Regions from separate parts of the Mus musculus genome. Here regions 2 and 3 are each linked to region 1. A link is a loop called in an ENCODE intact Hi-C map of the cell type or tissue named here. Cell type or tissue: left cerebral cortex. All regions are shown on one strand. Each heading gives the region's core, and the rest is flanking DNA. Links, peaks and the distances in the headings are about the cores only. Region 1 holds the start of Inpp5a (inositol polyphosphate-5-phosphatase A). Region 2 holds the start of Lrrc27 (leucine rich repeat containing 27). Region 3 has its middle 5.8 kb from the start of Gm32486.

Evidence for each region. A loop is a pair of places that touch in the nucleus more often than their neighbours do. Peaks named below come from ENCODE experiments on the same cell type or tissue, not always from the same donor. Only the 100,000 strongest peaks of a DNase experiment are listed, where the experiment ranks them.
Region 2: a loop joins it to region 1, with 2.3 times the contacts of the local background. A loop is called at or near these places in 9 of 42 quality-filtered maps.
Region 3: a loop joins it to region 1, with 5 times the contacts of the local background. A loop is called at or near these places in 19 of 42 quality-filtered maps.

The regions. Positions count from the first base shown.
Region 1 is chr7:139,386,020-139,396,094 of GRCm38, reverse strand. Inpp5a (inositol polyphosphate-5-phosphatase A) reads right to left here and starts at 6,986. Exons shown (of 16, transcript NM_001127363.1): 1 at 6,631-6,986. The coding sequence starts at 6,705. Gm46004 (a long non-coding RNA gene) reads left to right here and starts at 6,948. Exons shown (of 2, transcript XR_001778314.2): 1 at 6,948-7,529; 2 at 8,954-9,626. In left cerebral cortex, for the core only: CTCF peaks have their summits at 5,543 and 6,456; DNase peaks (open chromatin) are centred at 5,005, 5,496, 6,581, 7,210 and 2 more places; H3K4me3 peaks cover 2,779 bases; H3K27ac peaks cover 2,234 bases.
Region 2 is chr7:139,208,327-139,218,401 of GRCm38, reverse strand. It overlaps Lrrc27 (leucine rich repeat containing 27), which reads right to left and starts at 5,414. Exons shown (of 11, transcript NM_027164.1): 1 at 5,135-5,414; 2 at 3,443-3,727; 3 at 44-174. The coding sequence starts at 3,679. It also overlaps a transcript of Stk32c not described here. In left cerebral cortex, for the core only: a CTCF peak has its summit at 4,949; a DNase peak (open chromatin) is centred at 5,118; H3K4me3 peaks cover 1,438 bases; H3K27ac peaks cover 1,374 bases.
Region 3 is chr7:139,297,695-139,307,769 of GRCm38, reverse strand. No RefSeq gene overlaps it. Among named protein-coding and RNA genes, the nearest start is that of Gm32486, 5.8 kb to the right of the region's middle. In left cerebral cortex, for the core only: a CTCF peak has its summit at 4,313 (motif pointing left); a DNase peak (open chromatin) is centred at 4,291.

The sequences.
Region 1 (10,075 bases), core at 2,615-7,614:
CTCAAGTGTCTCGAAGATGGGAGTCCAAAGGCACACTCACAAAACAGAGCAGCTTCGAGAGATTGTGTGCTTAGGAGCCAACCTCCCACGAAGCCCGCAGGGAGGCTGCATTAAGTTGGTAGACCACACCCCCAATCTGCCAATACTAGAGTATTTATTAAATCAGAGTAGGATTTCCATATCTGGATCAAAATTCTCCTCACATGAAAACAGGCAATGGCCTCTCACTGGTCTTACATTTTGATGCTCCATTCTTCTTCATCATTAAGGAGAGCCCAGAAAGTTTTCTCACCACCATATCTCGTCAGGAGGTTTACACCAGGGTCCTTGGTCCTTTGAGAGGTTCAAGACTAGGCTACCTTCCCTGAGAATTAGTGCTGGACCTTTCTAGGTTTCACCATGCCTGAAGGCCAAACCCTAAACTATTCTTCAGGAAAAGGACGGTCAGAAATGGCCACCAAAGCTTCCAAATTCCCTCCCTGCAACTCCAAGGGTGATGTTTTCAAGGCAGACCTAGCTAGCCAAGGCCTTACCTGACTAACAGAATCAAGAGTCTGGCCAGCACAGGCACCTCCTGAGGCCTTTGAAGAGTGTGGGAGAGTCCCAAGTGTCCTACTGAAAAGGACTCAGCTACTGCACTGAGAGGGGAGCAAGTCTATCTTCTCTGTCTCAGGCACAATGGTCGCTCAGTAAGCTTGCATAGGGGCAGGAAACCCAGTGTGAGCATTGCTATTGTTGAACAGCACAGGACGGAAGACAAGCAACTGGTTACTCTTCTTAAGTCTAAGCCTCTCAACTTACTGCCTGGGACAGGGACTCCTGGGTTTCTGGGACTTCCCAATCAGACCACCAAGTCCATGAAAATACCCATCATAGATTCCAAAAGCAAGCAGAGCCTCCCCGCCCCACAGCTAGCTGCTACTGGGAGGAGGACCCCTGAATGCTAAGACTGCTCAGGTGCCTGAGTGGGCTGTGTGAACATAACTCCCCAGATGTCACTAACGATCCAAGAGCTCTGTCCTCCAACAGCTCCACCCTCAGTGCTGACTTCAAAGATGGGAAAATATTTAATATTCCAAGCCGTTCCCATGTACCCATGCCCCTCAGCACCTCTGGAGCAATGAAAGCATGAAGGATGGATGAGGCCACATGGAGAGAGAGATGCTGCACCCTCACAGGCTAGTCAGTAACACATGGTCCTCCTCCCTTCACTCTGGACTAGAGCTGGGGTGCTGGACAAGCAGAGCAGGGAAGCAGAGGACCACCAGGTGTATCTCAAAAGTCTAAACATTGTCTCCCAAAATTCTAAACATTGAAAGAAGCCAGGAAATGATGTCTGTGGAAAATCACCTGTGTTTACAAGTCAGAAATGGTTTCATACCATGGTCAGAGGCACCAGTAACAGTAGCATAAATGTTGCAATAGTGTCTCATTTGATCCCACCACCCCGGGAGACAAGTGCTGGGTCTTACAGATTCAAAAAACTGACTGCAACTCAGACTGCTTGCTGAAATCTCTGGTCACAAACAGCACAGCCAAAAGGAAGAATACTAAGACTCCTCAGCCACCTAACTATTGTAAGACCAACTAGGGAGAGGCGAAGAGACGAGTGGTCCCAGTTCTTTCACACTGGGAAAGAGTTAAGGGGAGGGGCATTCTCAGCATGGAAACAGATGATACCAGGTTTCTAGCCATTCTCAAGATTCTAAACATTGAAAGTAGCCCTTTCTAGCAGGAAAGGCCAAGCCACTGGCAGCCACATGCTCTGCCCAAGAGAAAAAAAAGACAGGTGCAACAGTCTCACTTCAGGGAACTGTCTTAAAGGCACATGTATCGCTCTTGCAGAGGACCCAAGTTCAGTTCCTAGCACCCAATTCCAAGGGATAGGTGCCCTCTTCTGGCCTTGATAGGCACTATATTCATGTGCACACTCTCATGTGTGCATGCGCATTTACAAATAACTTTAAAAAGAGTGCTGGTTTTCTGTGGAGAAAAATTGCAGTGGGCCTGGCTGGGTGCCCTGTGCTCCACAGGACTGTCGTAGCTTCAATTTGTTTGCAGTTTGGGGCATCACAGAGCAATGGAACCTATGTGAGGACAGATGAGAACATGGCCAGGGAAGGGCTAGACTGGCCTGGCTGTACCACCCTGAGAAGAGAGAATGGAAAAGCAAAAACAGGGTCTCCAAGAAGCCAAGTCTTAGAAAGAAGAGCAATGTTAGGTACTGGGGGGATAGAGGGAAACCAAGAACCACTAGGAGGGACATGAAATGAATGGGGACAGGGGACTGAAGAGCTAGCTAAGCTGTTAAGAGCACTTGTTGCTCTTGAAGAGGACCAAAGTCTTGGCAGCTCACAACTGTCTATAACTCCACTCCCAGGGGATCTGAAGCCTTCTTCTAACCTCTGTGGGTACCAGGCATGCATGTGCTACACATACATACATGTAGGCAACACACATACCTGGAAAAATACACACACACACACACACACACACACACACACACACAAGCCACATTCTCCACAGCTCTACTTCCAGGAACCAGGAAACTCCAAATAGACAAATCCACAGAGATGGCAAACATTCTAGTGGTGGGCAGTAGCAATGGAGGGCGAAGCCAATATACAGGGCTTCTCTGTGAAGTGACTTGAGTGTTCTAGAGCTGTTGCAAGGAAGTGACCCTAGTCCTGACATCAAGAATCCCAGAGTGAGGAAGTGTGGAACAGACCTGGGAAGAGGAGTGAGGTGGAGACTGTCCTCTAGGACAGAACAGGCTTGTGCTAGGCAGACTATAGCCCCTTCCGCACTAATGGTGAAACCTGGCAAAGAGGACAAATCTGAAAAGGGAGGCGGGAGAGAGAAATGGGCCAAGGTGTCTGCCTGGAGTCCACCCACCCACAGCAGTTCTGACTTGCCTCTCTCTGTCCCATGGCTCAAAAACATTTGCTGACTAGGACCCTTGGTCCCTACTAACACTGCCAGTTCTGCAAGACCATGTCTGCCTGGAAAGGGTCACTTGGGAGTTAACTAAGCAAAGCAGGAAACAAGCTCTAAATAACATCTTGCTCTGAATACATAGCAGGACCAGGCCAACACCGCCTGACCATGTAAGGGCGGGAGAACTCTGAAGCATGCCTACAAGCATTTACCTTCTCAGCTCACCACTAGTCCACACGTATGGAGTCTAGAGCTACAAACACAGCTGTTAAAGCACCAGCCAGATGGGCAGAACAATCATAGGCATGGCCCGGGTCACCCATTCCCTCTCTCCTAGTGACGTTCAATCAAACTAGGTGTCAGCCAGAGGCAATGTGGCAGTCACTACTAGAAAATGAGAACGTATCAGGTGCCCCTGGCTCCCTGGAAAGACACTTCTGAAGGGTCACCAGCTGGGACAGAGGTCCTCAGAGGCTGATGACTCTTCTCCCAAAGACTGACTGAGCCAAGGGTGTTTTGTCCTAACACTGTGCAATGACTTTAACTGTCTCACTCAAGGGACCGTAGAGCTTCCCTGCCCTGGCGCTGGGTATAAGCGACCAATTCCTCTGCCATTAAGCAGAGTGTCCCATGATGTTCTGTGCTTAACATTTTCAGTTTGACATTTAAAACAATGAGTACTGATAGTACAACACACACACACACACACACACACACACACACAGGCCAACTCTGTGGGGTCTTCCACAGTTGTTAAGAACATGAAACAAGTCTACCTACAGTGATGCCTTTGGACAAGACAACAAGGTCAAAGGGCTCCACGCCACCAAAGGCCCTCAGCAGCACAGCTCAGTAACTGCAGTGGGCCACCCTGCCAGGCAAGGATGCCAGCCAGAATGGCTGGTGAGACAAGAGCAGGCTGAACAACATGTTCTGGAGATCCCAGGGTACTGACGACAAAGCTATGATTAAAATTTACATACATGGGCTAGGGCCTATAGCAAAGCAGGGAAGGCCAGGGTTCAACCCCCAATTTAAAAAAAAAAATGTACATGATGTTTTAAGAGGGGTCACCTCTGGATTAGGAAGAAGATGGGAGCATAGGAGGGGAGACTTCTGAAACTACAAATGCAGAAACAAACCACCTACTGCTTGTGCATAAAAGGAAAAACTGCCTTTGGAGCCAGCATGACTGTTTCAAATCGGACACTTTCCTCCTGGGAGCTGATTCCCCCAAGCAACCGCTCAGGCCCTGGGCAGGGTAGTGTTTGTTTCCCACAGCAAGAACTTCTTTACACCGCTGGAGAGATCCATCTGTCACCAGGGGTGCATGGCACACCAAGGCGCACAGTCCAGCACAAGCACTCGCTAAGTCCAGTAGCACTGAGGAATTAAAATCTACCTCACTTGAGAATTGGCCACTTTCTCTACCCAGCTTCTTGCCACAGCACCCAGATCCTGACCAAGGAAGCAGGCCACAGAATATGAGTGTGCCCTTCTTGGTCATTCCATTGAGGGCATGCCTGTCCCTGGGGACTGGTTTGGAATTAACTTAGGTACAATTCATTAAGACAGACACTCTTTTGCGATATAAATATAGTGTAAAACTTCAGAGAGCCTTAAGAAAACAAGTAAAAATTCAGATACCATGTTGCTAAAAAGTGGGTTAAGGTGGCCATGGTGGTTATACCACCTTTAATCCCAGCAGATGCAGGTAGAGCCATCTGCCTAGTCCACACTCTAAGTACCTGGCCAGTGAGAGCTATGTAAGGGCTCTATACATAAAGAGGGTGAATTAAGTCACCCCCTTTAATATCAGCGGAAAGAAGTATGTACGTATCCAATTGAAACACAACAAAAACTCTAGAACTCAGAAATCAAAAATTACTAGAAAGAATGTTTCTCACAGCAAAATTATTTTCCCTTGGAGATGAAAGTGCCCCACCATGCCTAATTTTCCTGACATTTCTGAGGCTTTGAAGCCACAGCTAACGGATCTGAATCATCCGAACAAAAACCACGCTACAGTGACATGTTACTGGAAGGCCTAGAATAGAGTGCTAAATATACAGGCCCTGGTGGAAAAACGATCACACGTGAAACTACAGCAAGTTGTCCATTGCTTGAGCGGACAGACAGCGCCTCTCTAGCAGGGAACTAAAACACTGGCATGTCTGTAAGTGAAAATAACAAAATATAGCAGTAACGCCTGCCTTTTACTAATAAAAGCCAAGCTTACGCTGACTGTGAACCCAGCTCTGTGAGACTCTTCTCCCATGCTCTCTGCCAGGAAGGAAACAGGACCCTCGCCTGAAATCTACATCAGGCCTGTATCCAAGCCCTGGCACCATCCCGACTGTTCACCTAGGTAAGGGGGTGGGTGGAGAGGGAGGAAGGGGAGTCAGTGGCTCCAAGGTTTCATCTGTGGCATTACCCTTTCTTCTTCAACAAGCATGCCACTTGGAGCCGCATCCTGCTTTATTTGGGTTGGCAGTTTAAGTACCAACAGCGGGGTGGCACCATGGCTGCAATGCTGAACTAGGTCAGCCCCAGCCTGCTCCAGGGAGCTCCCAGTGCCCCAGGCCTCAGCTCCCTTCTGCCTCCCAGAGGAGAAGAAAGCCCAGGGTTCCAGGGTGGGACTGGAGAAGCCGTTCTACAAGATAAAGGCCTTTGGCATCATTTTTGGCCTTGAAGAGCTTTTCAGCACCTTCTCATTTAGTAAACAGGAATATAAAGTCCCCCAAGGCTTGAAGAGAGCTACCTCATTTGAGAACTAGTGCTATTGCAAGTTACATGGCAAAATGAGGTGCCTCACGCCTCAGGCCCCTCAGAAGACAAGACCAAGGGATGGGATATAGGTACCAGGACTCAGATGATGGAGCTCAAGGTTTGGGACTGAGGTCTATTGGGAGGAAGGTTCGGGGATGGGAGATGGGGTGTAGAATTAGAGGCAGGGACCTCACTCTGGGGCCAAGAGTAGGTGTAGGATCTGAGGTTTTAGGGTAGAGACTCAGAGTTCAGGGTCAGTGTGGTATGGGTTGAGAGGAACAGGACCAAAATTTTTGAAAGCTGGGTTTCTGGAACCAGAAATCAGACTTGGGGGATCAGAGTCAGAGACTGGGGGCCAGGGGGTGAATCAGAAAACCTGGGGTCAGCGTATGCTTGGGTTTGGAAGCCAGGACATCCAAGTATCAGGATTCTGGGTCAAAATTCCAGGTCAGTACTTGTGGCTCTGGAGTTCCAAGGCAGGAAAAAGATAGGGATTTGCTGTCTTGGGAGCAAAGCAAGGAACCAGCATCAGGATTCAAGGATCTGGACTGAGTCTGGGTTCCTGTAGTATGGGTTAAGACAGGGGTTCAAAAACTGAGTCTTCGAGTTTGGCCTCGGGTACCAGAAAAGCGGTGTTAAGGTCCCGAGTGTGTAGCTGGAAGTTTCCTGGCCTAGGGTACCCCCCTGCTATGGGGTCAGGGTCTGTCTGGGGCTTGGGAAAATCCTGGTCGGAGTCTCCAGCTGTGGGTAGGGGGCATCAGAGTCACACGTCCCAAAGACAACTGGCCCGGAGTCCGCGGCTATAGAAGACGCTGTAGGGGCCGGAATTTAGGGTCTCCAACTGAAAATGGGGATGTCAGGGTCCCGGGCTGGGAGACTCCTAGCCCGTAACCGCCCCTCCCTAGCCGACGGCGCGGCACTTACGTCGTCGAAGAGCGAGCCCACGTTGGCCGTGACCAGCAGGACCGCGGTGCCGGGGGCGGCCGCCTTCCCCGCCATGGTGCCCGGGCGGAGCGGGCTCTGGACTGGGTGGCGGCGGCCGCTTCCTGCGGGGCCGGTAGGGCTGGGGTCTCGCGGGGCCGCGGGGCGTCAGCTGCGCCGGGGGACAGCACAGGGGCGCATCGCGGGCTTGGCGGGTCGGACCGGGCCTGGCCGGGGCTCCAGCCTCGCGGTCGCGGCTCTTCGCTGCTCCGCGGCCCCGCGCCCGCTCGCCGCCGCGCCTCACAGCGGCCCGCGCGCAGCCATTAGACCCGCCGGGAAAGTTCCCGCAGCCGCCGCCGCCGACTCCGGCTGGGACAAGTCCCGCCCCACAGGAGGTGGGACCCTAGAAGGCGGGGCTGTCGGTCGCGCCGGGGGTGGGGCCTCCCTATGGGGCGGGGCCTGCACACAATCTACAGACTTGGGTCTTAGGCTCCCTGGCTCCGGGTCCACTGGAAGGGCGGGTTCTCGAGCCTGAGTCAGGCTGGGGGTGGGGTTTGTGCAGGGGCGGGCCTGCTCACAGGAGCTAAGCCTAGGGTGGGGCGGAGCCAACACCAGATGGAGGAGGGGAGAGGCGGGCATATGGGGCATTCCTGTCAGTCAGGCCCCTGAGTCCTCCCCTGGCTTTGCCCCGCCCTGCCGCGGTTACGCGCATATTCCACCCTCCACTCCCATGACGTCACGACCCTGTTACCAAAGCGCTTCTTAAAGGAGCCGCGAGTTTGGACGACTACAGCCCGCCTTCTTGTTGGGAGCCCTGGAGATCCTTGGAACCTCTGTCCTGGCCCCCCATCCCCCCCCCCCGATGTGGAACCGGTCTTCAGCCTGGGTCCAGGCCCTCGCCGGTACGGGGAGTCTGACGTAGGCGGACCGTGGGAGGGAGCAGGGCCACGGAGAATTAAGGAGGAGCCTCCTCCAGTCCCAGCTCTGGGTCTGCAAAGAGTGGGTCTGCAGATCAAGTGTATGGGATTTTGCAATTTCCTAACACGTCCACCCAGTTCCTTATATAGGACTTTGCTTACAAAACAGAAAGCTGTTGGCATCCAAAAACAGAAAACTAATAAATCCTTTTAAGAAGCAAGCGTATTGATGTACTCCTGTAATCCCAGTACTCGGAAGTTGTGGCAGGATTGCTATGAGTTCGAGGCCAACCTGAACTCATAGCAACCTAAACTAGCTTGAGACCATACCCCGCCCCTCCCACCTAAAAAAGAAAAAGTTCAGATTAGGTGTTTGGATAGCCAGCTGTGGCCCCCATGCCACACCCAAGGACAGTTCCCAAGGTGGGGGATGTGGTCAGTCCGGGAATTTTAGCCACCAGAGAGAGCTGGAGGTGGGGGGCAGGGAGGTATGCTAGTTAGAAGAACAGAATCAGTCCTACATGTAGAAGGAATCAAGAAATTTCTCTGAGATAGAGTCAGTTGTTCCTGGAGGTGGGACGGGGCTGGTAGGGAACATATAGTGAGCTGGGTAACCCTTGCTAGTCTAGGCCTCCAGAAAGCCCTGTCCAGTGGGGCTGCTGCGCTGTAGCCTGCGAGGAGGCATCCAAAGAAACAGTACTACAGACATACTAGAACCCTGTTTGCAACGACAGTTCTTCTGGTGGGTTCATTCTTTAATTTTGTATTTAGTTTGTATGTATGGTGTGCATTGGTTCAGACACACACGCTACAGAAAACAGGTTGCAATTATCAGTTCTCTTCTTATAGCATGGGTTCTGGGATTTGAATTCGGGTCATGAAGCTTGGTGACAAGGGCTCTTACTCACTGAGCCATCTTGCCCGCCCGCTATAGATGGACTTTTCAGAGGTTAACAACCGCCGGAATTAATTTTAACAGGGCATTTACTTAACGCAATGGATGTGAACATCATCCAGTGTGGAACTAGCATTTAGCAATGTTAATGAGCTTCCCACAGCAAGGCTTTGAAATGAGTATCTGGTGCTTACAGCGCAGTGCCCAGTAACCACATGCTCCCTACCAAGTGTTTCCCAACTCTTGGCACCATCTGAGAAAGAATTCAGAGATGCGACAAAGAAAAGGATTAAGAGAAAGTAGTATTACAGAGAGAAGCCCACACTCAAGGAGTCAGTGTGTACAGGCTTCTGGAGAAAAACCTGTGGCCGTGCTTTTGAATGCTCTATCTTATAGACAAGCTTTAGAAGAAGAGAGGGTATTCAAGAGTTAAAGTTAGGGAAAGACATTCTAAGACTGGATTGGCACTTTACCAAAATAAGGTTTATTCTCTCTTCTGCCCTTATGGGTTTAGGGTTGTCATGATGCCAAGATGCATGATGGGAGCAGGCAAATTTGCACTGCCAATGAGGTGGAAATGCTGCTATAAAGAAGCAAAGACTGGTGTCCATCTTCACCCCACTTTGCACAGACATAGGGTATGCTCCTACTGCTCTGCTACACTCTGCAATGGCATCAAGCTCAAGCTGCAGTGTGGTTTGCCTTTATCTCTGCCTGTCTCTAGTCTACCTCTCAACCCTTTTATTCCACAAAAATCCATCTCTCAACTGATTAGTGTCCACACCACTCAGTAGTAGATGTCTGCTGTGAACTGAACTGCGTACCCCATCCAGACTCGGTAGACTTAAGCCCTAACTCCACATTCGGTTATTGGGAAATAAGGACTATCCTGGGGTCTTTAAAGTTACAGGGGCCTGAAGGGCGGCGTTCTGATCTACTGGGATTAGTGTCCTTATAAAAAGTGGGATCAGAAGTCCTCTGTCCTCTGCCCCTCCAGCTGCACATAAAGGTCATGTGAGCACAGCAAGAGGACCTCTGCCTAACACCAGGAGCACCCTGTGCTGGAACTTGAATTTCCAAGCTCTGGAGCTGTAAGAAATAAATGTCTGCAGTCAAACTTCCTGTCTGTGTCATTTTGCCATCCCCACGGAGCTGAATAATTCAACAAAGTTAACGCATGCCAAGCATTATCTTGTTTGTTTGTTTGTCTTTGTTGTGGGGAAGGGGGACCAGGTCTCACACAGCTAGGGCCCGTGCTGAATTCCTAATCCTCTTGTCTCCATCTCCCAAGGGCTGCATAATAGTACATCGCTATACCTGGCAAGCATACCCTTAATAGAAACCAAATATAGGGCATGCTGTTCCCTGTAACCTGTTTTGAAAGATGGCATCGCTTCCTTGCCTCCCCTCGGGCCATTTTCTCCCTCATATACCAGCACCCCCTGGCCAAGGTGAGTATTGTCCTAACCCCCTTTCTTCATAAACATCAGAGTCTGTCCTTCCTTTATCCTTCCAAGCATGGCTCACCCTTACAGTCTTAGCCCCCTCTTGTACCTGTTATCCATTCTGGACTCCTCCAGTACCCTAGTGGGTAGTCATAGTCCCACTCCAACATCCTTTCCCTATGACAGACTCA
Region 2 (10,075 bases), core at 2,980-7,979, 180 kb after region 1:
GCCCAGATCAAGACGATCTAATTGCACATCTAAGGACACTTACTTGTGAGAGCCAATCCCAGATGGAAGAACCTTGATTTTGTTGTAACGGAGGTCCAGCCATGTCAGGTTGGGCAGCAGTTGGAAGAAATCCTCCGGAATCTCCCTGAGCAAATTCCTCTGCAGGTGTAATTGCTTCCACAGGAGACCAAAGGATGCTTTGTCAGCCAGTGAAATTTAAAACCATCTCCAAAAGGACTAAAACAGCCACAGCTATACATCAAACCAAACAGCGGACTCAAGAACCAGAGAGATTGAAAACCTACGGCTGTTTTCCTTCTCTCTGGCTACACTCAGCAAACCCAGTGAACAGCAGCAAGAGCCATGCCTGATTCACTCCCAGTTGGCAGTGAGGAGGAAGCTACAGGACACAGACAGATACATTCTGTGTGGCATGATCTGTGATGACCAGCCACACGGAAAGAGGCATCACGCAGGCAAGAAGCCATGATACATGTGGCTTGCTTGATCCGAGTCCTGTGTGGTGTTGTCCTGACCCCTCAGTGGATGCTTGGAACCATAGAGAGCACTGGGGCATTCTGCTTTCCTGTCTGTGCACTCCCACAATGAAGTGTAGCCAGTGAAGCCAGCATAGCAAGAGGTTAACAAAGACCAATAATGCAATAGAATACATTTTATGTTATTAAAACATAGTTTGTTTCTGAAAGTTTCTACTGAGAATTCCTGGATGTATATATGTGTGTGTGTATAATATATATATATATATATATATATATATATATATATATATATATATATACACACATTATACACACACATATGTGTGTGTGTGTAGAGTATATATATATGTGTGTGTGTGTATCCACACATATATATACATTATATACGTGTATATATATATATACACATACATACATATGAAATATATAATACTATAGTGGGATTATATATAATATATATTAGAAGTATATACTAGAAATTTTATCATTTTGTTGCATGCGTGGTGTGCATGCATGCAGCAGCACACGTGTAAAAATCAAAGGGCAACTCTATGGATCCAGTTCTTGGCTTCCACTTTTACATGGGCTCTGGGTGGGGCTGGAACTCAGGCCGCCAGGCTTCCCTGACAAGCACCTTTGCCTACTTAGCTGTCTTGCCGGCCCATGAAGGTGTTATTTCATAGTTGCAGTGTGGTTGGCTTACAGGGTCTTTTTCAAACGCCTCCATTCATGTTGCCGCTTTATGCTGTCAAAGCATTGTTTTGCACATTTATACTTGTGTCCACACTTGCCACAGGGTGGCATCGGATGTCAGGAATACTTCCTGAGTTTAACTCTAGAGTTCAAAAACTCTTAGTTATGTGACCTTGAGTAAGCTCCTGCACCTCTCTGCTCTTGGGTGTCCTTGCCTATAGAGTGGGGGCAATGGACCTTCCCTGGCAATATCTCACAGTAAGTGTGAGTGTGTCAGCCATGAGATCACACAGTAAGTGTGAGTGTGTCAGCCATTACCATTGTGCTGCCTTCCTACTCTTGGCAGCCACTGGCAGCTTCCCCCTGTCAGGGTGTCACTGCTCCCAACTCTACGGATCCCATCTTCCTGATATAAATGACTTCCAGGTTCTTGAAGATTGTTGATTGCAATAGTGGTGTTCTGTAAGTATGAAAATAGAACATCGGTTTGGAGAGCACCAGTCCCTGCCTGCTGGCGGCCGGCATGGTCTCTGGAGAGCAGAGTGGCAGCTGGCATGCAAGGTATGACACACGCCCTTGACTGGATGTTATGCTTGCTCCCACGTACACAGAGTACATAACCCACATAGAACATGTATGCCTCCGCGTACATGAGAATGCCTGTCTCCATGCACATACATTCCTCAGGCACATACGAATACATAGCTACATGCATGCACACACATGTGCCTGTCTCTAGACATGTGAGGATACATTCCCCCTCCCCACATAGGTACAGTCGTATGGTGGCAGATGTCCCCACATACACGAGGAGACACATCCTTATACAAGCACACGTGTCTCTGGGCCCATGAGGACACATGTCCTCAAAGACACGCACATGAAAGATCCTATCATGACCCTGCTTGACTTTAGCCTGCTCAGGCATGCTCTTTTCCTCTCAGTGTAAGCTAATCCTGATACTCAGAGTGGAAACCAGGCCTCCTTCTGAACACCGGAAAGTGAACATCAGAGAGGGTAACACGCCATCCCGCCCCAGCAAGCCTGGCAAGGCTGGCTCCGAGCTGTCTGGAGCCAGTGAAGCACCCGGTGCTGTGCCCTTCCTCCAGGTCCTATGTGAACAGGGTTCCTTTCTATGTCCTCTGAGCATCAGTGTCCCTAGTGTGGACACCTTCTGGGAACGACTGCTACACAGTTGCAAAATGGAGGCCCTAACCCCTAATGGTCTGTAGCTCTGGGTAGTTACTACAGACTTTCTGGGATAGCGATGCCTGTCTTCTCGGACAGTTATGAGGCTGGGTTAGACCTGAAAGACTTTGGAATTTCCTCCTTCCTGTCTGAATAAAGGCAATGGGCATTGCATATAACACAGTCGTCTTGATTGGACTCCTGAGAAAGGAGAGCTTCACTTCTTAGTGACATGTGAATGGCAGCAGCTGAAGGAGGTAGGCCCTGTAACTAACCATGCACTCCCCCTGGGAGGTGATGATACCCAGCCAGGCAAGGCCACAAGGACTGCTGAATCTGAGGCTGCTTTGGGTCACACAGCAGGACCTCATATACAAAAAGAGGGCCAAAGTGCTTGCTCCTCTCATGCCTTGAGAGCAGATGTGGGCAGAGTTACCTCAGTGCTGTGATGTAAGTTTCTGACAAGGTCTTTATGCATTTTACTCTGTCATCTTACCATATACCACAGTACTCTTTCTAAGTTCCAGATGAAGCTGAATGCAAGGACATTCTGTGACACCAGGGCAGTGCCAACAATGCCGGGGCATCCTCTATCCTGTCTGCCATCATCAACACTGCTTGCTCCAGAAAGCACAGGGGCAAGGCAACTTTACTAGGGAGTTCCCTGAAGGCCGGTCTGACACAAAGGAAAGCTGTGTGTAACATCACGAGAATGAGAGAAAATTTTCAAGTGTTTTCAGAGTGCCCGGGGAGTTCAGAAGAACATGTATTTTAAATCAGAGACCCAGGGTGTCTGGGCACTGATCTCCACCCGACTTTCTCATGAAGAAACACAACCCATGGTTGGCAAAGAGCTGCCCCATCCCGATACCTAGCTCTCTCTGTTGCCTGGCACCGCATCTCAATTGCTCTTTGTTGTGATCAGCCAGTGAAACGCCAGTGAACCCTCTTGCTCCTTCTAGAATTCACCTCTCTGAACAAGAGGAACAAAGGGCCAGAGCTGATTCTGCTGCTGGCTGCAGGCACGCGTGCATCCTAACCCTCCCAGCATCTGGACTTACTTGGAGGTTGGGAATTTTAAAGAACTTTCCCAAATGGCGCAGGCCTCTTTGACTCAGGTCTAAAACTGGTGAGGAAGAAAAGATGACCCCTTCAAAGTCCATTTGATCATCACCCTCTCTGGAAAAGTGATCGGGGAAGCTCTTGGTGGCGGCAGCAGCATCATCCTTGAGATCTTTAGCAGCCTTGGGGTCTTTAGCAGCCTTCTCGGCCACTGCTTGGGGGCTGGTGTCCTCCATGTGATGCGCTCCAGTGGCCACTGCTCATCCTTCTTGGTATGGAGTCACCTGGAAACAAGGGGGGTGGGGGTGGTGTGTGTGTCTTAGCAACCAGAAGTCACACGGGGGTGGGGGGGTGGGGGGAGGGGGGATGGACTCGAGTTGCTGAAAAAGCAACAGTACTATGAATTTAGCTTTAAACTTGTAAATGCTGGGACATAAGGAGGTACTGGTTATATTCTTTGCTCCTCACGCTGTACCACAAAGTTTGAAGAAGAGAATGACAATTATGATTCGAGAAGGGGGGCTCAAGTAGTCTGGGCTGGCCTCCAACTCACTGTGGTGAACTTCTAACTCCTGATCTTCCTGTATGCACCTCCAAAGTGCTTAGATGACAAGCAAACAGCCACCTGACTACAGTCTAACTGGAAGATACCAGTGGAAACAAGCATCCAGGATGAAAACACCGGGGGACTTTTCAAGTTTGCAAAACACCTGTAAGATGGGAAGAGATAAGACAGTTTCCTATTTCCACCCTGGAAATTCCTCTGCTTCTTGTATCCAAGACTCTGAAGTCAGGAAGCCAACCCCTGCCTCCCACACTGGCCCAGACCAGACCAAAGAGGTATCTAGGTGGGCACTAGGGAAAAACCTGGGCAATGACAATCTTGCATCTTAGTTCAATAATCCTGTTGCTTAGCCAGGGTATTACTTGCAAAACCATCCAAGCAAAGAGGATGGCTGAAAGATCTGCCAAATGCTGGCACACTTTCCTAGTTTCACTCTCCTTTAAGGAGCGGGTGACTTTTCAGTTAAGGAGCTGGTCTTAAAGGTGTACAATTCATGGGGAACCTAGGTCTGCGTTGGCAGGAGATATGCCACCCCCCCCCCCAAGCTGGGTAATGGGTCTCCCTAAGGTCTCCAAGCCTTTGCATAGTCTACGGCTTATTGTATTTTTTTTCTACACCTTGGAATTAGGAGGAAAGATTCTGCCTCCATCAAATTACATTGTAAGGAAAATGTGTGGACAAGAGGGAGGCAGGGGACTAGTGATGCTGTTTCCAGACTGGGCTGGTAGGGGAACTCGACTTTTGGACCTCAATCCCATCTTCCCAGGTGCGGCCACTGTAAAAGGGTAGGGGATCTAGTCATAGTTCTCTCCCACCACCGCGCCATCAAAGGCTGACGTTCACAGGACCCCCAGCAGACCAGACTCACTGCTCTGTGAGTCTGTGGCGGTCTCCTCAACCCAACCCAGCGTCTACTCCCGCCCGCCAGACTGTGACCCCGCCCCACAACCTGGTGGCCGGGTCCCATCCAGTGCAGCCGGCTAGCGGTGACTGACGTAACAGCTATCCCACCCTCCAGCCCCGTTGCTCTTCCCCGCCCACCTGCGACTCCGCCCTGACACGTCGGCTGCCCCGCCTCCGAGAGGCTCAGGCACCACCTAACAAACCAGCGAGCTGCGCGGTTTACCAGGTCGCCATGGAGACGCTGCTGCGGTACGGAGGCCGGAAGGCATCAAGTCGCAGGTCTGGCTTGGGATAGCTTCGGTGCGCGTGCGCTTACCGCCTCTTATGCTGGAGGTGGGCGACAAGGCCAGAAAGAAACTTCGAGAGGATGGGCTGGTGGATTCGGGGAGGGCTTGGGGACCCGAAGGAGGTCGAGTGATGCTTCTGCTGACCAGACCGTCTTCCAGGGCCATGGACCCTCGGGCCTCAGGCCTCTGGAACTGACCGCTGCCCTCCGCGCCTGCGCAGAAGCAGCTGCCGCAGTGCTGCGCTCTCGGCTTCCCAGGCTGGTGCCGGGTTTGCTGGCCCTTTTGTCCTGGGGCCTGGATCTGCACAGACTCTCCTAGTGTGGAAACTTGGAGGCTGTCCTTTTCCATTTAGAAACCTGCAGAGCAGGGTATTCTGGGAGGCAGGTCAACCAAGTCCATAGACCCTAAACCTTTAGAGAAAAAGGATCCCTCCCGAAAAGAGAAATTACGGGAACGTGGTAAACTGCCTTAGTATCAGATCTGGTGGGGATAGAAGGCCCGCTGCGGATTCTAGAGGATCCTGACCAATGAAGTGATATGGGTCACTCCTTTCTGGGGGCCAGAAGTTGAGATCTTAGCAATTTCCACCGTTTTTAGTGAGTAATGTGTCACACACAGAGCAACATGACACGTCATCAATTCTAAGGGAAACTATCGGAAATGAACTGGCCTGGACATTGAATTATGCCCTTAGCTAACGTGCTCAGTGATATAATCTTGCTAAACATTTTTGAAGTAGCAAAGCAGGATGGAACTGAAAGTATAAGATGGGACCAAAGTGGAAGTCTAGATCCAAAACAACAGCAAATTTTGTTTACTCAGGCCAGCAAGATGAGTTAATGCTTAGAACCTAGGTAGGGGAGAACCAATTCCACAGAGTTGTCCTGTGGTATCCCCTATATGAATGCAATAATAAATTTAAATAATAGAATAGAATTTTCAATTCATTTACTAATATATTCTTTAGGACTGAAAGTGAGATGGGAGTAAGTTGTAAGAAAATATCCCCAAACAAGAAAACAAGAAAACCTAGGAAACTCAAGAGTTGTGGGAGCCCAGTAGCCCTCTGATCAAATGTCTCCTGATGTCCCTTCAACACTGCAGAGATGGCGGCTGGCAGCTGGAATCCCCCCGAGTGTTCCATTGGTTACAGGTTGCTAAAGCTTGGGGTCAAGAGGTGCTGTGAGGAGCGTTAGGATACAGAGCAGGCAGGGCATTCCTGCCTGGCCACACAGGCCATCAGAGAGGCCCCTTTCTGGTGGCTCTCAGTGGAATGCTTGCCACGTACTCATGGGATCACCAGAATCCATTTAAAAAGTTCAGGTGCAGCAGTGTATGCCTATAATTCCTGTTCTTGGAGACAGGCAAGCGGATTCTGAGGGCTCACCGGCCAACCAGCCTCAACCACTGTGGAGCTCTAAGCCAGTGAGACCCTGTGTCAAAAAACAAAACAAACAAGTTAACAGCTCCTTAGGAACAACACCCATAGTTGACATTCAACCTCTACATATGTACATATACCCACCCACATATGTGTGCAGATATGTACACACACACATGCACACGCACACAAGTACACATGCTCCACCTTTCCTGCTACTAGGAAAATAGAATTATATCCAAAATTAGACATTAATTTATACACATTTGATTGGCAAAATGAGATGCTTGGTGTAATGGTCATGTGCTGGGAACTGGTGTCCATAGGCACCTCGGGGAGCCACTGGGTACTCCAGCCTAGCAGCATCTCAGCCCACTGCTTCATCCTACGGTTGTCTTGAGTTTTGATTTCCTTTAGAAGCCCATAAAATTGGTTTTTGTATCTGGTAGTTAATTATATGTAGGAACTCATCTTGCCTTTTTTTGTGCTCACTTTATTACCCAGCTAAACCGCCTCTGTTGAGTAGTTCTCTTGGCAAGTGTTTCTGGGCTATTCTCCTTAAGCTTATGAATGTAGCCTCTTTGTTTTCATCTAATTCTTGAATGACTATTTAACTGGTACGGAGTTCCTTGTTGACAACAATTTTCTATCAGAATTTTAAAGATATTGCTTGCTGGCTGCGGTTGAAAAGGCTGCTGCCAGCCCCATTGCCATTTCAGTGAAGGAAGCTGAAACCCTTCCGAAATCTGCATCCCTGTGTTTCTAGGTGCATACCAGGTTTCATTCTGTGCCTGGTGGGGACTATGTCCTGTGCTCAGGCTCTTGCCAGCCTTTTTTCTGCCATTTTATTACATGTCTACACCCTGACCTTGACTCACATTGCTAGCAACCCCTCACTATTCCCCCCTCCCCTCCTCAGAATGGTTCTTCCTCAGACTTACCCAGCTCCTGCCATGGCCATCTACCAGCTCACTAAAGCTTTCCCCCTGGGGTGCAAACCTCATTTTTCATGTCTAACTCTTTTCTCCTCTCTCTCTCTCTCTCTCTCTCTCTCTCTCTCTCTCTCTCTCTCTCTCTCTCTCTCTCGACATTTGTTGGCAAAATGGGACACTTGGTGTAATGTCCATGTGCTAGCAATCACAGGGTCCCCCTGCTGGGAACTGTGTCTGTAGGCACCTTAGGGAGCTACTGGGGACTTGAACACAGGAACTATAGAGAGTTCTGTGCACAATGATCACATCCTCTTTTGTTGTTGTTGGTTTTTTTGAGACAGGGTTTCTCTGTGTAGCTCTGGCTGTCCTGGAACTCACTCTGTAGACCAGGCTGGCCTCGAACTCAGAAATCCGCCTGCCTCTGCCTCCCGAGTGCTGGGATTAAAGGTGTGCGCCACCACGCCCGGCAATGGTCACATCTTATGGCTCTAGGTTCTTTTTAGAGCAGCTGCAGGAGATGTGCCTCTGCTGGGCCAGCAGGTCTGCAGAAGTCACTTGATTAATCAAAGACCTGCGGAAGACAAGGGGACACATGGATTAGTGAATTTCATGAGTCAACGGAGCATCTCATACCTCTGACTGACTGAGAAATGGCTGCCAGCAGCAGTGGGGAGGGACCTCTGTGCGACACACCCTTGCAATGGCTAAAGCTAAGCAACATTAAGGGACAGAAAGAGTGAATGATAATGCTGAAGCAAAAGAAGATGGAGGAGCATCCCGGCATCCCAGGCTGGGAAGAGGGATGGCAGGACATGCCAGGGGTGTACAGAATGGGGCTACGATTGGACATGAGCTCATATTGTCACAAATAAGTAAGGCCAGCCTAGTGAGGGCTCAGAACAAACTTAGTCTGTAATAACTACAAATGGGGCAAGAGCAGGTTGAGTTTATCCTGGACTCTAGGTCTCTGGGCATAGCTGTCTTTTGCTACTTTCTGGATTCTTTCTTCTTCTACCCTTTCAACCTGTAACACTAGGTATGAGAGGGGAAAAAAAAAAAAGAATAGAGGAGAAAGGGGACATCGTTATGTTAGAATACTTCCTGCTGATAAAGGGTGTCAAGTTCCTTGGGGCAAGTTTGATCTTTGCCAACAGGATATCTAATTTCTTCTTCCTTTTCTTCTCCCCCCCTCTCTCCCTCTCCCTTCTCCCCTCCCCTCTCCTTTGTGTATGACTACTTAACAAACCACAACTAACAACCACCACCAACCCTGCCTTTTGGGGTCCTAGCATTTATATACCTTCTGAAAAGTCCCCAGGATTCCATATGTCACACAATCACAGAAACTATCTGCAGCTGACAAAATCATGCCCCTGAGGCAAATCAAGCATGAGGCAAATCATAGCTGCTGTGGACAATCTGAGGTAGTTCCATATCCCACCCCTGGGATTATAACAAAATTCTTACTTTAATGGATAGCCGTATACTATCTCTCTCTCTCTCTCTCTCTCTCTCTCTCTCTCTCTCTCTCTCTCTCTCTCTCTCTGTTTTAAAGAAAACTCTCAAAATGTTATTACATCTGGGACTCATAAAGGGAGAAGGAGGGATAAGAGAGGGTGAAGCTGGATTCAGTGAGATCAGAGAAAGGAAACATACAAGAGAATGGGAATGGACCGGTCCGTGTGAGGTTCATCAGGGTTTGCACACTGGCCCCCAAGAAGTGCCAGCATTTAGGGGTGGCTCAATAAACAAGAAATGCTTTTGGCAGACTTGAGGGTTCCAGGAAGGTACCAGGGAGATGATCTTCCTAATGAGGGCTGAGCAATTAGGAAAGTCTTTATTGGCTGGAAAAGTCCCTGGCTGTAGATCCATCAAGGGCAGAATCTGTGTTCACTCATTGGAGTCTTGACCCCAGTTCTTCATCATGTCACTCTGCGGAAACAAGGCCGCTAGAGAGGTCACCGCAGTGAGATGTGGATTTCTAAGTGGGCCCTGATCCGGTGTGACTAGTGTCCTTGTAAGAAGAGCTCAGGCACTGCCACAGGACTATGGAGTGTGTGAGGACACAGGGAAATGTCATCTACAGGCCAGGGAGAGAGACCCCCAAAGGAACTGGTCCCACCATGCCTGCATCTTTTCTCCCAGTCACCACCAAAGTCGGGAATAAATCTGGTGTGTTAACCAGACCGTAGGACTAACTTGGCAACGAGAGCTGACTAAGTCAGCCCAGTCCAGGGAGAGGCAGGAAATGGGTGTGGGAGGCTGATGACAGTATCAGAGGCAGATAGAGGAGGAAAAATCCATCTTCCTAGGTATTTAGGCAGATGCTAAATACTGTCAAAACACTTAAAGTCATGGTTAGTGCTCATGCTAAGCTCTCTAAGGTCTTACAGTAAACCCTCCTTCCCACTAGTCAGTAAAGACCATGGGAGGTGGGAATGATTTGGATCTCCAATTAACATCTGTTGGACTCTCCTTTGCTGTCCTTGTGGCCTCGAGCCAAAGGATTGGCAGCCAAACCCTTAGACCATCACAACTATTTTCAACAACCCATAGATGTCCTG
Region 3 (10,075 bases), core at 1,899-6,898, 88 kb after region 1:
TGACACACCCTTCCAGGGACAGGACACCCTCCCAAGATGAGGATATCTTCCTCAGGGCCAGAATACCCTCTCAGGGATGAGATGTCTCCCAGGGCTAGGATATCCTCCCAAAGGCACAACATCTTCCTAGGAGCAGGACGCCATCCAGGGTATAACACTCTCTTACAGTTAGGACAGCCTCCTGAAGTGTTCTGGCTGCCTAGTTTTCTGGTACATCCAGGGGATGCTTGTACCCCCATCTCCAGTCAGGTCTCTAGATGCTCCCAGCCCCACTGTCTTTCCCCAGACCCCTTTCCTAGTGAAAACAAAGTAGGGAGGGGAGAAGTCAGATGACTGAGGGAAAGGGGCAGCTTCCCCCACCCACCCTGTGGCATAATGAGTGCCTAACATGCTTCCTTCCCCCGGTAGGTCTAACACAAAAGGAGGGAGAAGAATCATAGGTTGTCACACATGGCAGCCTTCCATTAGGGAGCTTCCTGAGCCATGGTCCCCAGCGGGAGCCCTGGACAGTGCTGTCTCATGATACTTCCTGCTCAGCTTACCCTGGGAGTAGGTCAAGTAATGGTCCAGACTTTGCCCATGAATTCTAGTGTTCACCCAAGGGTGTCAATGACTATCCTCAAGAGGGCAGCAGGCTATTTCCCAGGCCCTTAAGTCCCTGCCAGTCAGTGTCCCCTCAAGTGCCAGTGGCCACTCTGAATGTTCACCATTGGTGGGAGGGACCCCATCAATTGCTTATGTCGTGTAATGATGCTGTATCCTGGAGACCCAGGCTGCTCCCAGGCACTAGGAGGTATTCAAGGGAGAGTTACTCCTCTGTTTTGACATTCCCTTCCCTGGAGAGATGTAACAACATCAGCCTTCTCCTTATAAGGTACCAATGACAAACCAAAGTTCACCCTGGGGAACCAATCAGTTTCTTAGGATTACTTGAGAGTAGGGATGAGGAATCACCGGCCAGAGTGTGGATCACCCTAAAAAGCTGCATTAGAAAATCAGACCCTGCCAGACAGTGGTGGCGCATGCTTTTAATCCCAGCAATCGGGAGGCAGAGGCAGGAGGATTTCTGAGTTCGAGGCCAGCCTGGTCTACAGAGTGAGTTCCAGGACAGCCAGGGCTATACAGAGAAACCCTGTCTCAAAAAACCGAAAGAAAGAAAGAAAGAAAGGAAGAAAGAAAGAAAGAAAGGAAGAAGAGAAAAGAAACCCCCCCCCAAATTAGACCCCAGCATAAGTGATGGCTTCCCATAGCCACAGAGATAAAGGCCCTTTCAGGTAGCCTTCTCCAGCCTATATGATCTCCACCTCCCTGCTATTAGGTTGGAAGAAGAATGGAGTCTCAGGTAAGAGTCCTCTCACCCTCCCCACACCCTCTTTCCATAAAGAAATATCAGCAATCAACTAGTGGGGTTGTGACAGTCTCTTGTAAGCAAGGAAACACACAATGAATATAGTGGTTGTTTTGCTGGGAGGCTAACATTCTAAAGTACCTTCCTGTCTACACAAGTGCCCAGGTTCCCTGCCTACATACATCTGCACAGGTGCCCATCGCTCCACCTGCACAGGTCCCTATTCCCCTGACTACACAGGTGTCCACTTTCCTGTGTGCTCCTGGCTTCCCCACATGCACAGGTGTCCACCCCTGCCTTCTCCTGAGTCTTCTTTTCTCCTTTGTTGGTCCTTCTCTGGCTGAAGCCTAATCCTGCTCCATTGGCTCTGTTTTTGTTCCACAGCCTTTCTGCTAGTATTTCCTTTTTTGGGGAGCACATCCCCACGGCCCAGCCTCCTGAGAATCTTTGGGTCTCCTACCAGGTCTCCACACTGGAACGTGACTCCTGAGGCCCGTGGAGCTCAATCATGTTCTGACTAATTTAGAAACAACCTAATGAACCTAATTCTCAGCTCTCCCCGGAGAAGCACCGCCATCCGTCCTGGTTTTGGAGGCTGCCTCCCCATCCCTCTAGAAAGAGCTAAGTAACCCGATTTCACTTATCCTAAAGAAGGCACGAGATGTATACACTCAAGAACCAGGCTGTGAAGTGCAGGGCAGCAGGCTGAGATGTGTGAGACAGCTGTACCTGGGCAGGGTCATGCAAGACTTCCTGCAGCAAAAGAAGGAAGGAGATTCAGAGGTTTTGAGATCCTCAGGCCAAAAGGTCTAGTCTGCCCACACGCATTGCCTCAAGAGTCCAGAAGCCAGCCTGGTATGAGATGCTCCATCCATCCATCCATCCATCTACCCCTCTACCTAGTCATCTCATACATCCACCCATCCATCTATCTATCTACCCAACCATTTGTTCATATCCATTCACTCATACATGCATTCCATATATACATCCACCCATGCACCCATTCTTCCATCACCCATTCTATCTCTATCTATCTATCTCCACCCACCCATCCACCCACCCACCCACTTATCCATTCATCCACCTGGTATCATTCAGCACTCTTACAAGCAGCAAAACAATTGCTGGAGACTGAGCCTGGAGAGGGGAGAGGGCACGGCTGCCACCAGGGAGGAAGGAGGGAGACAAGAGAGCCAATCAGAAATGGGGACCAGAAATGGAGAAACATTAGCCAGTGGGACAGGAAGAATAAAGAAGATAAAGAGAAGATGCTGAGAGCTAAATTAGCCTGGGGTATGGACCCAGACCCTGATGCCATTTTACTTGCAGTGAAACAACTTCCGATCTGTGGGAGGAGAGATACATGGAACCCCATATGTCTAGGGCCAGGCAGAATCTCTCAAGTGCTGGGGGCCAGGACTCTAGGAGCCATTATTTCTCTTAGCACTCTTAGGTGGGCCTCCCAGGTTCAAAGTGGGAGACCTAACAGAGCTGCAGCTGTGGTCAAGTGCAGCTCAGGGAGCCCCTTACTGGCCCCAGGGAGGGTAGAGCCCATTCAGATCTGCAGTCCAGCCAGCCAGAGGCAAGAGGCATCTGCATCAAAAGTTAGCCTTGCGTCTCTCAGGAGGCCTCTGCAAGCAGACACAAGCCACTATCCCAAAGTATATAGCTCTCACTTCTCCAAGTGAGCTCTCAGGCCACCTGGAAGGACCCTGAGGCCATTCACTCTCACTTCATTTTGTTTTGTTTTGTTTGAGATATAGTTTCTCTATGTATAGCCTTGGCTGACCTGGAAGTCGATCTATAGCTGACCTTGAACTCAAGAGGTCTGCCTGCCTCTACCTCTGTCCCTGCCTCTGCCCCTGCCTCCTGAATGCTGGGATTAAGGGTGTGTGCCGCCACCACCCGGCCACTGGTCACTTTCACTATTAGAGACACTATGCAAGAGGAGGGGCATAGGCTGTTGAGATGTCTCAGAGGGTAGAGGTTCTTGCTACTAAGCCTGGCAGCCTGAGGTAAATCGCTGGGGCCCACATGATGGAAGAAAATGGACTTCCACAAGTTATTCTCTGACGTGTGTGTGTGTGTGTGTGTGTGTGTGTGTGTGCACGCGCGCGCAACATATTTAGGGTCCAAGTCTATCTTTAGTCCCAGCACTCTGGAGGTAGAAGCAGGCAGGTCTCTAAAGTATCAGGCCAGCTGGAACAATATAGTGAGACCTTGTCTTTAAAGAGGGAGGGACTGGGTGTGGTGGCTCATACTTTTAATACTGGGACTTGGAAAGTAGAGATACGTGGATCTCTATGAGTTCAAAGCTAGCCGGTCTACAAATAGAATTCCTTGACAGACATAGATAACTATGTAAAGAGATCCTGTCTCAAAAAAATAGAAACAGAACAACAAAACCCCCAAAAGGAATAGATAGACAGACAGACAGACAGACAGGCAGACAGACATGAGCAGAGAAGCACTAAGCAGGCTGCACATTGCCAGCCTGTGTCATCAGTCACTATGTATATCCAAGATCAGACAGTTCTGTTTGTGGTCACGTGGGCACCAGCAAGGGGGCCAAGGACAATGGGACATAGCTTTCCAGCTGCACCACTCTTAAGCCAAACCAAGCTGGTGTAGAGAGCACACACAGCCTGTCAATTCCAGGACTGCCTGATAGAGTGTCGGAACCCAACACTTAGCTCATTCACAGTTTCGTGAATATAAAAGCACCTGCCCTCTGGTGAGAAATGTCTGGGAGGAAGTTTCTGAGGTTATCCCAGGTCATGCATACATTTGACTGTAAACTTCAGAGTACCAGTCATGAGTTTCTTCAGGTTTGCTGCCAGAAGGGCTTTTTGGATGGAGTTGCACGGTGTTCTGCTGGCTCTGGGCAGTTTCCTTAGAGCACCACGTATTCTGGAACTGCTCACACAAGTGTGGGGTGCCCTCTGCTGGCAGAGCTGAGAATGGCAACACCCCGAGATGGCAGGGCTGTATCACAGGGCTAAATTATGACTGTGAGCTGTGGGCATTCTCTGTGACCCACTGGAGTGGCTGTCATGGTCTAGTGATGCCATTTAGACCTGCCATCTCAAGATACTCCTCTTGGTACCCCACCATCACCACCCCATCTGCTGGCTTTGGGCCCTTGTAACTAAGGTGGGTTACCTGGAAGGGTAAACACTTCAGGGGCTCCTTGGCATTCCCCCCTGAGAAGTATCTTGGCATCTATGGTAAGTCAGCCATGTGTTTCTGATCTCACCCCACTTATCGCCAGCCTGTGCCCACAACCCAAAGGCAGTCAGGGGCATGGACACAATAGGAGCTACAATCCCCATTTGCTCATCAGCAATGATGTTCTGAGCTGCCAATCACTGGTGTCCTCTGGCCTAGCTAAATCACAGACTGACCCAGGCATCTGTCCTATGCTGGATAGGTACTCATGCTACATCGTGTCAAGGAGTCTCTACTTCCTGAGTCTTTGCCTGGACAAGTCCTTATGTGAGCTTCCATCATTCCCTGCAGCTGAAGCTAGAAACTTTGTATTGGTAGCTAATTCATGCCCTCTGTATAGCTCATTCTTGCAGACTTCTCTCACCCATGACAGGCCTTATTGGGCTCTTTCTGGGTTTGGGTGGTCCCTCTGCCCTGAGGGGGGCAGTGTCCTTGTTCAGCCAGCCATTCCTGAAGGAGGCAATGTCCTTGTTCAGACCCTATGAAATAGCCAGCCATTCCTGGGGTTGTCCTCTTGTTCAGCCAGCTATTCCTGGGGTTGTCCTCTGGAGAGGTCCAGAACAGATAAAGGGGGAAGTGACAAGGGCTAGCCATGCTAAAAGGCCACCACTAAAACCTTGTCTGCAGGGACTACAGAACACTGACTCCTCCTCCCCAGCCCTGTCCATCAGCCAGCAGCAAGCAGCTGCGCTAGGCCACAGCCTGGGGGAGAAACCGGAGCTGGGACCTACCAGGGGATGCCTGTTGTAAGAGCAGGCTTACCAGCGAGGCTTTCAATATGAGAAGGCCTTGCTGGGTACCGCTGGGTACCACGTCCAGCTTTCCTGTGTGTGATGGTTATGGTTAATTGTCAACTTGATACAATGTAGCTTTCCTGTGTGTGATACAATGTAGAATCAACTAGGAAGAGAGTCTTAGTAAGAAATTAACCTATGGGCGTGCCTGTGAGAGATTGTTTGTTTGTTTTTGAAATTGGGTTGCTATGGGAAGACTGTGGTGGTTTGAATGAAACCCCCATAGGCCCATAGGGAATGACGTTATTTGGAGGGGTAGCCTTGTTGGAGTAGGTGTGGCCTTGTTGGATACAATGTGTCACTACAGGTGGGCTTTGAGGCTGCTAATGTTCAAGCCAGCTCTCTCTTCCTGCTGCCTGCAGATCCAGTTATAGAACTCTAAGCTACCTCTCCAGTGCTGTGCCCATCTGCCCTGCTTCCTTGCTGAAGCCTAAGCAATGCTGTCTTCTAACCATGGTCTTGACCTACCCTAATGACCAGACACAGCAGCCTTGGTGCTTGGCTAAGCCCCTTGGCTAAGAGGAATCTATCGTTGCCCAGACACTGGGTCCCCTAAGGCTATCTGGTCCACGTCCTCAGGAAATGCTTCTGTTATCTGGATGTAGGGAGCATGCCTGACAGTGCTAGGGAGTGGAAGGTGAGGGCTGACCTTACAGATCTGCTCCCTGGTCACGAGAGGGGCCTTTGCACTTCGAGGCTATCAGTTTCCATTCCGTTGTGCTGATAAGATAGCCTGACGAAGGCAACTTGTGGGAGCAAGGGTTTATTTGGTTCACAACTCTAGGTTACAGTCCATCAATTCTGTGAATGTCACTGCAGCAAAAGAGTGAGAGAACTGTCTGCCTTACATCTGTAGTCAGAAGACAGCAATAGGTGTGCGCATGCGTGCATGCGTGGATGAGTGCGTGCTGGAGCTCAGCTTCCTGTCACCTTCCCATGCCTTCCAGGGCCCTGCCCATGAAATGGTGCTGTCCACATTCAGGGCAGGTTCTTGTTTTAGAGTTTCTATTGCTGTGAAGAAAGTCTATGATCATGGCAACTCTTTTAAAAAGAAAACAAAGGTGGTAGCACAGGCCTTTAGTCCTAACACTTAAAAAGCAGAGGCAGGTGGATCTCTGTGAATTTGAGACTAGCTTGATCTACATACTGACAGGATAGCCAGGGCTCCCAAAAAAAAAAAAAAAAAAAAAAAAAAGGAAAAAAGGAGGGTGGGGTGGGATGTGCGGAATCTTACTGTTTATCTTGGACAGACTATGTGTCTGTTTCCCTTCAGTCAATCACAGGGATATCCCTACCTTCCTACTATGGGTTACTAACACTGGGCACAGGCAAAAGAAAGGTCCAACCTACGTACTTGGGTTAAAAGCAAAAGAAGCAAGGTAGGGGTGATCAGTCTCCACCCATGGCCACAGGTAAATCACTTAAGGGGCAGGGCCCTGTAAAAGCACTGACCAGTCCACCCATGTGCCAAGAAGCTGAGTAGCTCAGCAGACCAGGGCCAGAGTGTTGGAACAAGGCTACAGACAGGCATAATAACAGTGGCCTTAGCTCTGGCATAGGCTCTCAGGGCCACAGAATCCTGGGACAAATGTCAGGAAGCCCTTGGGACCCGATTGAATGTGGGCTGAACCTGGGCCCTGGTATAGAAAGCAGCCTCCCTAACTTGCCTGAGCAGGCTGGGCTCTTCACGTGGCTCACCCATGTGCACCTGCCACCTCTGAGCCCCGCTGTCACCCTGCCAAGCATCCGGGTTGCTATGGAAATGAAGATGTCACCTCGTTCCTCTCCCAGGACCTGCACACCCTGTGCCAAGGACTCAGTGTGAGATGTTTGTTACAACTCAGCTTCTTTGAAAACACCCTCCCCCACTCCCCCAGGATGACTGCATTGACCTTGGATGCCCTGGCGTCAGAGCCAAGCTCTGCAGCCCCAGAGGTGTAGCCCATTTGCCCTAGCTCCCCGGAAGTGTGCTCCCTCATGTCTGTGCCCTCATGGCTATGCCACTCCAGTTCCGTGTCCCGCAGGATGGTCCCATGACTGTTCTCTGGGACTCTGCATCCAGGAAGAGGTACCCCCCACAGGTCTGTGTGAACTGGGGCTATGCTACTTCTAGCCAGTTTGCACAGCTAAGGAGAGACATGAAAACCTTGGCAGCCATGTTGCTACCACTCCCCAGCTCCCACCTGCAGCACAATGGAGCCTCTCTGAACTACCCTGGCGGAGCACCCTGGAAACCAGGGCTAGAGAACTGACCCACCCAGGGTCCAAGCATCTAACACTCCATATCCATCGGGCCACTGGCATTGTGTCTCTACCCCATGCCGGTATCCCTGAGATGCTATGCCGTCTCTTAATCTTTGAGGTTGACAGTCTCTGCTTTAGAAAAGTTCTTAAGCTCAGCCCCCAAAGTTCCAAAATATGTACATTTATCATGAAATCAAATCCACATGCAGCCCCTAGACCTTTGCCTGGCTCTCGCCTCACAACACTGGTCACAGGCTGTCCCTTCTTCTGTTTGTCCATGGCCCCTCTACCTAGTGCCTCTCCAACTTCACCCTAGCTGCCCAGAACCTTACCTTGGGGATTTTCCAGGACACCCCTCTCTCTTGTCTTAAAAAAGTGCTCACTTTTCTTAGATACTTAATCTGAGAAGAGGTGATTGTATTCCTTTCTCTTGGACCTGTCAGCCCTGAGCCTGGATTCCCCTCTCTGGATCTATGCAATACTGCGAAGTGTCGGCAGGTGGCGCCACTGCACTGTCGGGTCCCTTCCTGCTGGAGGCTAAGGGAAGACCACCCAAGGTGGCACAGCCTCCTCCTGCCTGTGACCCCACCCTGGGAAGTTCTAAAGGCTGAAGTGCTCTTGAGGTGGGGAGCAGCTGAGAGTTGTTCAGGACTCTGCTGTTTTAAGACCGTACCTAGAGATAGCGTTAATATCATTCTGGGGCACGAAACAGGGGGGGTGCGGGGTGGGGGAAGCAGAGCGGGGGTTTGTTGTTGCCTGCTCAAAATCTAGTTTCTTAAAGTGACCCAGCAAAGCCTAAGAGTCTAGCTCTCCCTGTCCTCCCTGCCACACTCCAAATCTCAGTCCCAAGCAGACTGGCCACAGGCAGTACCGAAAGCACTGGACATCTTCCCTGGGAATTCTGCCCTAGTACCTAGTGGTTTTGCTCAGCTGGGATTGGGGGAGGTGTAGGAAACATCAAAGTTCTTAGACAGACGGAGGCTTCAATCCTCAGACCAGCCAGACCAAAGCCAATGCCAATCAACCTTGGGTGCTGAAGACCAGCCCTGTTGGGGTTAAGGGGACATGTTAAATTGCTATCACCAGATGGGTCAGTTGGGACCACCAAACCTCTAGCCCCTCCTTCCTGCTATATGGCTTCCCGGAGGCCCTCAATTTGGGAGCCAGGCTACCCAGAGCTTCATGAAGGTCAAGACCAGGGACTCTGCTTCTCTTTGGCAGTCTGGCTGGTCTGAGGATTGGGGCCTCCATCTGTCTAAGAACTTCGATGTTTCCTGCACCTCCCCAAATCCCAGCTGAGCAAAAAAAAAAAAAAAAAAAAAAAACAAAAAAAAAACAAAACCCACTAGGTACAAGGGAATATGGAGGGGATGTGGGCCTAGCTACCACAGGCAGCCGGTGTAAGGGTTGTTGTTGCTATAAGGGAGCCTGGTTCAGTGTCGCCTTTCTGCAAGAAGCCAGCAGATGGTGCCCACCCCTTCAGGTTCTGCTGACCACATAGAGACGACAGAGTCAGGTCACTGGGCAGCAGAAGGTCCTGTGTTAGGCAAGCCAGCCTGTGTGCCTCTGGGGATTAGCCTTGTGGGCTCTAAACTGAGTGCTGGTAGCCACCATTGCCAGGAGGCCCCAAGGAAGCAGTGCTCTGCAGGGCCATTCCCTCCTTTGCTGCTGACCGATGGGGCTCCTGGATTTCTGCAATGGGTTGCAGCTCATTGTGTCCCAGCACACTCCTGAGTGTCACCTGCTAGGAGCCAGGTACTCCTGTGGATGTGGGTCAGATTCTGTTAAGTGGACCTACTGTAACTCTGTGGGTCAGATTCTGTTAAGTGGACCTACTGTGCCTCTACTCGATTTGTAGCCCCTCCCCCCCCCCCAGTTTGGGAGTGTATGGAGGGAAGTGTCCCAGCTCCAGGTGGACCACACCTCCCCAGATTCCCTGAGCACATCTGCTCTATAGCACTGCATGCTCCTATGACCGTGAAAAGGGCAGCCTGTCACCCACATGTGCTGACTGGAAGTCAAAGTCAGATGTGAATATTTCATGGATGGTAACATAAATAATGCACTTAAGCGGAAGGATAATGTGAATATTTTATACATCGGAGTGCAGTTGAATTTAAAAAAATTTAAAAAGTCCATGTTATAGGCATATAGCCTGAGGTCACATGGGAGGCAGTTGGTAGCCTGGGGCATTTCTCAGGCTCAGGTCTGTGTTAAGGCTGCATATCCGCACTTTCTGCTCTCCTGGGGTTACAGTTCAGCCCTTACCTGCCCCCCACCCCTTCCTGATGCCACTATGCCCCAAAGCCCACAGGATCTGCATTCTGGTGTCTCCTGTATTTGAGACCTCAGCAGGTGGCCCTCTGAATAAAGATGGCTCCTCACAGTCATGCTAGGAAGGGCCCAGCTAAAGCAATGGGGCTCCCTACACCAACATTCTGGGGTTCCTTGCTCTAAG